2 separate regions of the Homo sapiens genome follow, and region 2 is linked to region 1. Evidence: read pairs that join two places in POLR2A ChIA-PET (ENCODE). Cell type or tissue: CD4-positive, alpha-beta T cell. All regions are shown on one strand. Links, peaks and the distances in the headings refer to the core of each region. The heading gives the core; the rest is flanking DNA.

What was found. ChIA-PET counts read pairs that join two places held together with the same protein. Peaks named below come from ENCODE experiments on the same cell type or tissue, not always from the same donor. Only the 100,000 strongest peaks of a DNase experiment are listed, where the experiment ranks them.
Region 2: POLR2A ChIA-PET joins it to region 1 with 5 read pairs; 2 of 35 experiments call an interaction of 5 or more read pairs at or near these places.

The regions. Positions count from the first base shown.
Region 1 is chr13:98,443,847-98,446,751 of GRCh38, forward strand. It overlaps FARP1 (FERM, ARH/RhoGEF and pleckstrin domain protein 1), which reads left to right. Exons shown (of 27, transcript NM_005766.4): 25 at 2,252-2,359; 26 at 2,820-2,905. It overlaps STK24 (serine/threonine kinase 24), which reads right to left. Exons shown (of 11, transcript NM_001032296.4): 11 at 1,339-2,905. Among named protein-coding and RNA genes, the nearest start is that of FARP1-AS1, 9.5 kb to the left of the region's middle. RefSeq lists enhancers at 1,394-1,443, 2,214-2,263 and a silencer at 1,989-2,283. In CD4-positive, alpha-beta T cell, for the core only: CTCF peaks have their summits at 1,662 (motif pointing right) and 1,865; DNase peaks (open chromatin) are centred at 1,685 and 2,135; H3K27ac peaks cover 762 bases.
Region 2 is chr13:98,613,481-98,616,385 of GRCh38, forward strand. No RefSeq gene overlaps it. Among named protein-coding and RNA genes, the nearest start is that of STK24-AS1, 38 kb to the left of the region's middle. In CD4-positive, alpha-beta T cell, for the core only: no CTCF peak of the experiment used is centred there; no DNase peak of the experiment used is centred there.

The sequences.
Region 1 (2,905 bases), core at 280-2,779:
AGGAGGGAAGGGACGGGGTGCAGACAGGACCGGAAGGAGGGAAGGGACAGTGAGGCCAGGGAGTGGCGGGCACGGGGGTTATATTTGTTCCCCGTGGCGTCACTCGGCACCAACCTCAGACTGGGTGAGGCCACAGAAACATCTCCCACAGTGCGGGAAGCCGGAAGTCCAAAATCAAGCTGCTGGCAGGTGGGTTCCTTTGGGAGGCCTTGAGGGAAAATGTCCCCACCTGACAGCATCTGGTGGCTGCGGCAGTCTTCTTCTCGGGGGGTCCCCGACTCCACCCATGTTGCAGGGCTCCGGTCTGCCGTGTCACCAGCTGTCCTCCCTGTATCTGCACTCTAATATCCTCTTCTAAGGACACGGCTCGTGCTGGGCTTAGGGCTCGTCCTAGTGACCTTACCTTGACTCGATCGCATCTGCAGAGACCCTGTGTCCATGTGAGGTCACCATTGTAGGCACGGAGGGTTTGGACTTGTTGGGGGTGCAATTCAACCCACAGCAGGGTCTGAGGGAATGGGATCCAAGAAGGGAGAGGAGCGGTGGCCCCAATGAAGGGCCACGAGGAGACAGGGCAGGCTGGTCTGGTTCTGAACAAGGATGTTGACCCTCTCGTGAAGGCAGTGAATGGAGACAGGTCTGGGAGCCACCAGCATGGCCTCGGCCTCCTGAGTGCAGGGCAGGAGACTCATGGCGCGCAGGGCCCGTAACACGCTGGAGGCCAGGATGGACCCGACACAGGGGAGCGGGAGGCTCGGCCCGGCCGTGGGGAGCGAGGAAGGGCCGCTGGATGTGCCTATTGATAAAGAGGTTTCCAGAGGCTATTGGAATGGCCAGGCAGAAGCTAGAGAGCGCTAAGGAAGCTGCTTTGGAAACAAATGGGCCCAGACTGTGATGGGTGACATGTATGAACCCCACTGTGGGCTGGCTGCTGTGTGAAAATTATGTGAGTCAGTATGAAAATACCTAGGAAAGGGGAGTGTGCCACCCTCCTTGCTCCATGTTGCGTGACCCAAGATGCCGCATGGGCATCAGCCCAGCCCTGGCCACCACCAGGACCTTCTGGGAACCTGGAGCCTTGCATTTTCTTGTTCCTTTCTGCCACTGGGGGAGGAGGATGGATGGCTGGAGCTGCCTGCCTGGCCTGGAATGCCCTTTCTCCCCGTCTGCGGGGTCCCCCACATCCTGCAGCCCCTCACGGACCTACTGTCAGTGTCCATGTCTCCCACTGGACCCTCCCTGAGCAACTGGAGGGCAGGGACATCAGACCATTTGATCCCAGCTCCCAGCACAGAAGCTTAGTGCCAGGGGCACCCAGAGAGATGGAATGAGGCAGACTCGGAGGTCTGTATTTTTTATTGTGGTAAAATAGCTATACCACAATATTGGCCAACTTAACGATTTTTACGGGAACAATTCAGTGGCATTAAGTGCCTTTACAAGGTGGTGCAACTGCTTTGAGTCTCTGCTGGTGATGTCACTTTGGCAAAGGGACGAAATGAGCCACCAGTGCGTCAGGCCTGCTCAGAGTTGTTTGGAGGTAGCATGGACACAGGTGCCTGTCCCTGCCCCCTAGCTGGGCTGCAGCGCATCCTAACAATGCTCCAGGGGCTGGGCCGGCCCTGAGCCTGGAGGTGGGCAGGGCTGCAACTGCCTCCTGGGCCACTAGAGGGCATGTGGGAGCCACTCACATGCACCCCAGGCCCCACTTCCTGGGTAGGGTGCCTGGCCCCTCAAAACGAGTGCTGCTCTGAGCTTGTTGGGATGGATCTTTCCCTCCTTCAGCTTCCGCCTGCTGGCAATGCATGGGGTCCTGCGCCCCCATTTCTGCCTCGGTGTCACAGGGCACACCCCTCTCCCCTCAAGGTGGCTCTTCTCCTCAGGACACCACTCCCGTTGGATTTAGGGCCCACCCTACCCCAGTGTGATCTCGTCTTCACTAGTTACCCTGCAACGAGCCTATTTCCAAATAAGCCTGTGTTCTAAGGTACTGGTAGTCAGGACCTCAACGTGTCTTTTGGGGGGACACAGGGACCCCAAGATGCCCCACAGCAAGTGACAAGGGGAAGTGATGAGATCAGGGTCCCAGGACCTGCCAAGTCTCCCCACACACGGGGGAGCGGGGGTGGGGCCCACATCCTTCAGTCACGGACATGCCCCAGCCCAGGGCCCTGGTGCAGGGAGAGCTGCTCTCTGTGCCCTCCTGGGGCAGGTGCCCGCTGTGCTTCTCACAGGCCTCCTTGCCTTTCAGAATCAGTTGTCTGGAAACCTGCTGAGGAAATTCAAAAACAGCAACGGGTGGCAGAAGCTGTGGGTGGTGTTCACAAACTTCTGCCTGTTCTTCTACAAATCACACCAGGTAAGTGTCTCGCACAGGGCAGGTGGCCCTGGGACCTTGGGGGTGGCAGCATGAGGTGAGGGGGCCGCCCTCCTCTGGAATGACTCAGGCCTCTTGGGCTCCAGGTGTCACGGGGATGACAGGGATGCTGGCGGGGGGCCCTGTCCACCCGAGGCCCTCAACTCTAGGGAAGACTGACATTATCATCCACTGAAGGACAACTTCTGCCCTAGGAAGGGCCACCTGTCTTCTGCCTGGACAAGGGACGGGGGTTGGCTTTATCTACAGCTCAGTCCTGGCGGGACTTGCCACCCGGGCCATCACGTACAGGCAAACACTGGCTGCCATGGTCCCTTCCAGGCCCACGCCCGAGGAGGGAGCTGCCTGGGCTCCCAAGTCCCTGTCTGATGCGGGGCAGCAGCCAGGCCCAGCAGCAGAAGCTGACCCCGAAAAGCCACTTTGCTTTGTTTCCCCTTTCCAGGACAATCATCCCCTTGCCAGCCTGCCTCTGCTCGGCTACTCGCTCACCATCCCCTCTGAGTCCGAGAACATCCAGAAAGACTACGT
Region 2 (2,905 bases), core at 89-2,588, 170 kb after region 1:
GATCACAAAAGCAGCATGAAGAGGATTTATAGAAAAGTTGCTGTAAGCTGCTGTGGTTACAGTTTAGGAAATGTGGTTATTTGAATAATCATTTGAGCCTATTTTTTCTCTTAAATACTGGGAAGGGGATTGGGGCCAGTATTGCCTTCTGCTGAAGTTGTTAGCTGTCCTCCCTCACTGGCCAGCGAAGGAGGGCCTCCAAGGGAAGCCTCTGCCCTGGGTATCTTGCTGGTTAAGCTATTTCTTGGTACCAGCCTTACTCTTCATGAATCTTCTCTTTATTCATTCAGTTCCCTGGGGATTCCATCTGATTTCCTTTCCCCTTCACATCTTTTATTAATTACCCCTTAAAGTTCTTCTTCCAAAACCAATTGCAAAGTGGGAAAGAATGTGACAGTTTCTCTTCTCCTTGCTCTCCTTCATTCTCTTATTCACAAATATTTACTGAACACCTATGATGTGTTTCTCAATGTTTGAGTCAGACTCCATCTCTGTCCTGGTGAAAATGACAAGAGTGAGGCAGACAGATATTAAACGAGCAGACAACAATATGTACTTGAACGGTATTATTACATTTTAACATTTCTGAAATTGAAATGCATCTTATAGGTGATGATAATGAGAGAGAGAGACAGAGACAGAGAGAGGAGAACCTCCAAGTTAGAGGAGAGCAGTGTAATATAGTTATTCTTTAACACTTTTAGGTTTTACCTCTGCCATTTGACTGAATGCGTCTAAATAATTTGCTGAAGCTGCTGTCTTATGTTTCTTTCCTCCCAGAGGCAGAGCTTGGGACAAGGGCTTGCATATGGGTGGTTTATTTGGACTAGTGATCCTAGAGAACAGGAGTAAGGGACTGTGCAATGTGGAGGAGGGAAAGCCAATGTCAGGTGCTTGATGAGTCAGTTGGCACATGGGCAAGTGGGGTTCAATCCTTCTGGAGCCTTCTGATGGGCGATGTAGAACAGGCTCGAGAATTGTCCACCCTAGAGGTAGAAGGGGAAGCATTTATCCACCAGCTTTACGTTTCCACATGCATGGGTACCGCACTGCAGAGCTGGAGAAGTCTAGCTATGTGAGGCAGCTGCGGTGAGGTGTGTTCAGATTACACCTGCTGCTGGGGCAATGCTTGGAGACAGTGGTGGGCTGAGAAGAGGAGATGCAGCAGAACAAATGTTTGATACAGGCCAGGCGTGGTGGCTCATACCTGTAATCCCAGCACTTTGGAAAGCCAAGGTGGGCAGATCATCTGAGGTCAGGAGTTCAAAACCAGCCTGCCCAACATGGTAAAACCCCATCTCTACTAAAGTACAAAAATTAGCTGGGCATGGTGGCATGTGCCTGTAGTCCCAGCTACTAGGGAGGCTGAGGCAGGAGAATTGCTTGAACCTGGGAGGCAGAGGTTGTAGTGAGCTGAGACCACACCTCTGCACTCCAGCCTGTGTGACAGAGCGAGACCCTGCCTCAAAAAAAAAAAAAAAAAAAAAAAAAAGTTCAATACGATCGCTATTCTTTTCTCCTATTTGCTAAGAATGTTCATAGGAACTTTCTTCACAATAGCCCCAATCTGGAAACAATCCTGAAGTCCATCAACAGGAGAATGCATAAACAAATTGTGGTATATTTGTCCATTGAAATCCTGCTGAGCCACAAAGAGAATGGACCACTGATACATGCAACAACATGAGTGACTCTTACAGACATTATGCTAAACAAAAGAAGGTGGAAACAAAAGAGTACATACTGTAAGGTTCTACTTTTTTTTTTTTTTTAAGAGACAGGGTCTCACTCTGTCACCCAGACTAGAGTGCAGTGGTGCAATCATGGCTCACTGCAGCCTTGAACTCCTAGGCTCATGTGATCCTCCCACCTCGACTTCATAAGTAGCTGGGACTACAGCCACACACCACCTCACCTGGATAATTTTTTTTACAAAAATAGAGATAGGGTCTTGCTATGTTGCCCAAGCTGGTCTCAAAGTCCTGGCCTCAAGTGATCCTCCAGCTTCAGCCTCCCAAAGTGCTGAGATTACAGGCATGAGCCACTGTACCCGGCCTATAAGATTCCACTTACATAAGTTAAAGAACAGGCAGGCCGGCCATGGTGGCTCATACCTGTAATCCCAGCACTTTGGGAGGCTGAGTTGGGCAGGTCACTTGAGCTCAGGAGTTCAAGACCAGCCTGGGCAACATGGCAAAACCCCATCTCTAATATGAAAATTAGCTGGGCATGGTGGCACGCACCTGTAGTCCCAGCTACTTGGGAGGCTGAGGTTGGGGGATTGCTTGAGCACAGGAGGTTGAGGCTGCAGTGAGCCAAGATTGCATCACTGCACTCCAGCCTGGGTAACAGAGCAAACACTGTTTCAAAAAAAAAAAAAAAAAAAGGCAGGCCAGGCATGGTAGCTAATGCTTGTATTTGTATGCTTGTATTTGTTTTCTTTTCTTTTTTTTTTTTTTTTGAGACAGAGTTTTGCTCTTGTTGCCCAGGCTGGAGTGCAATGGCGCCATCTCAGGCTCACTGCAACCTCCGCCTCCCAGGTTCAAGCGATTCTCCTGCCTCAGCCTCCCAAGTAGCTGGGATTACAGGCATGCACCACCACACCCGGCTAATTTTGTATTTTTAGTAGAGACGGGGTTTCTCCATGTTGGTCAGGCTGGTCTCAAACTCCCAACCACAGGTGATCTGCCTGCCTCGGCCTCCCAAAGTCTTGGGATTATAGGAATGAGCCACCACGCCCGGCTAATGCTTGTAATCCCAGCACTCTGGGATGCCAAGTTGGGTGAATCACCTGAGGTCAGGAGTTCAAGACCAGCCTGGCCAACATGGCGAAACCCCATCTCTACTAAAAATACAAAAATTATCTGGGCATGGTGGTGTGCACCTGTAGTCCCAGCTACTCAGG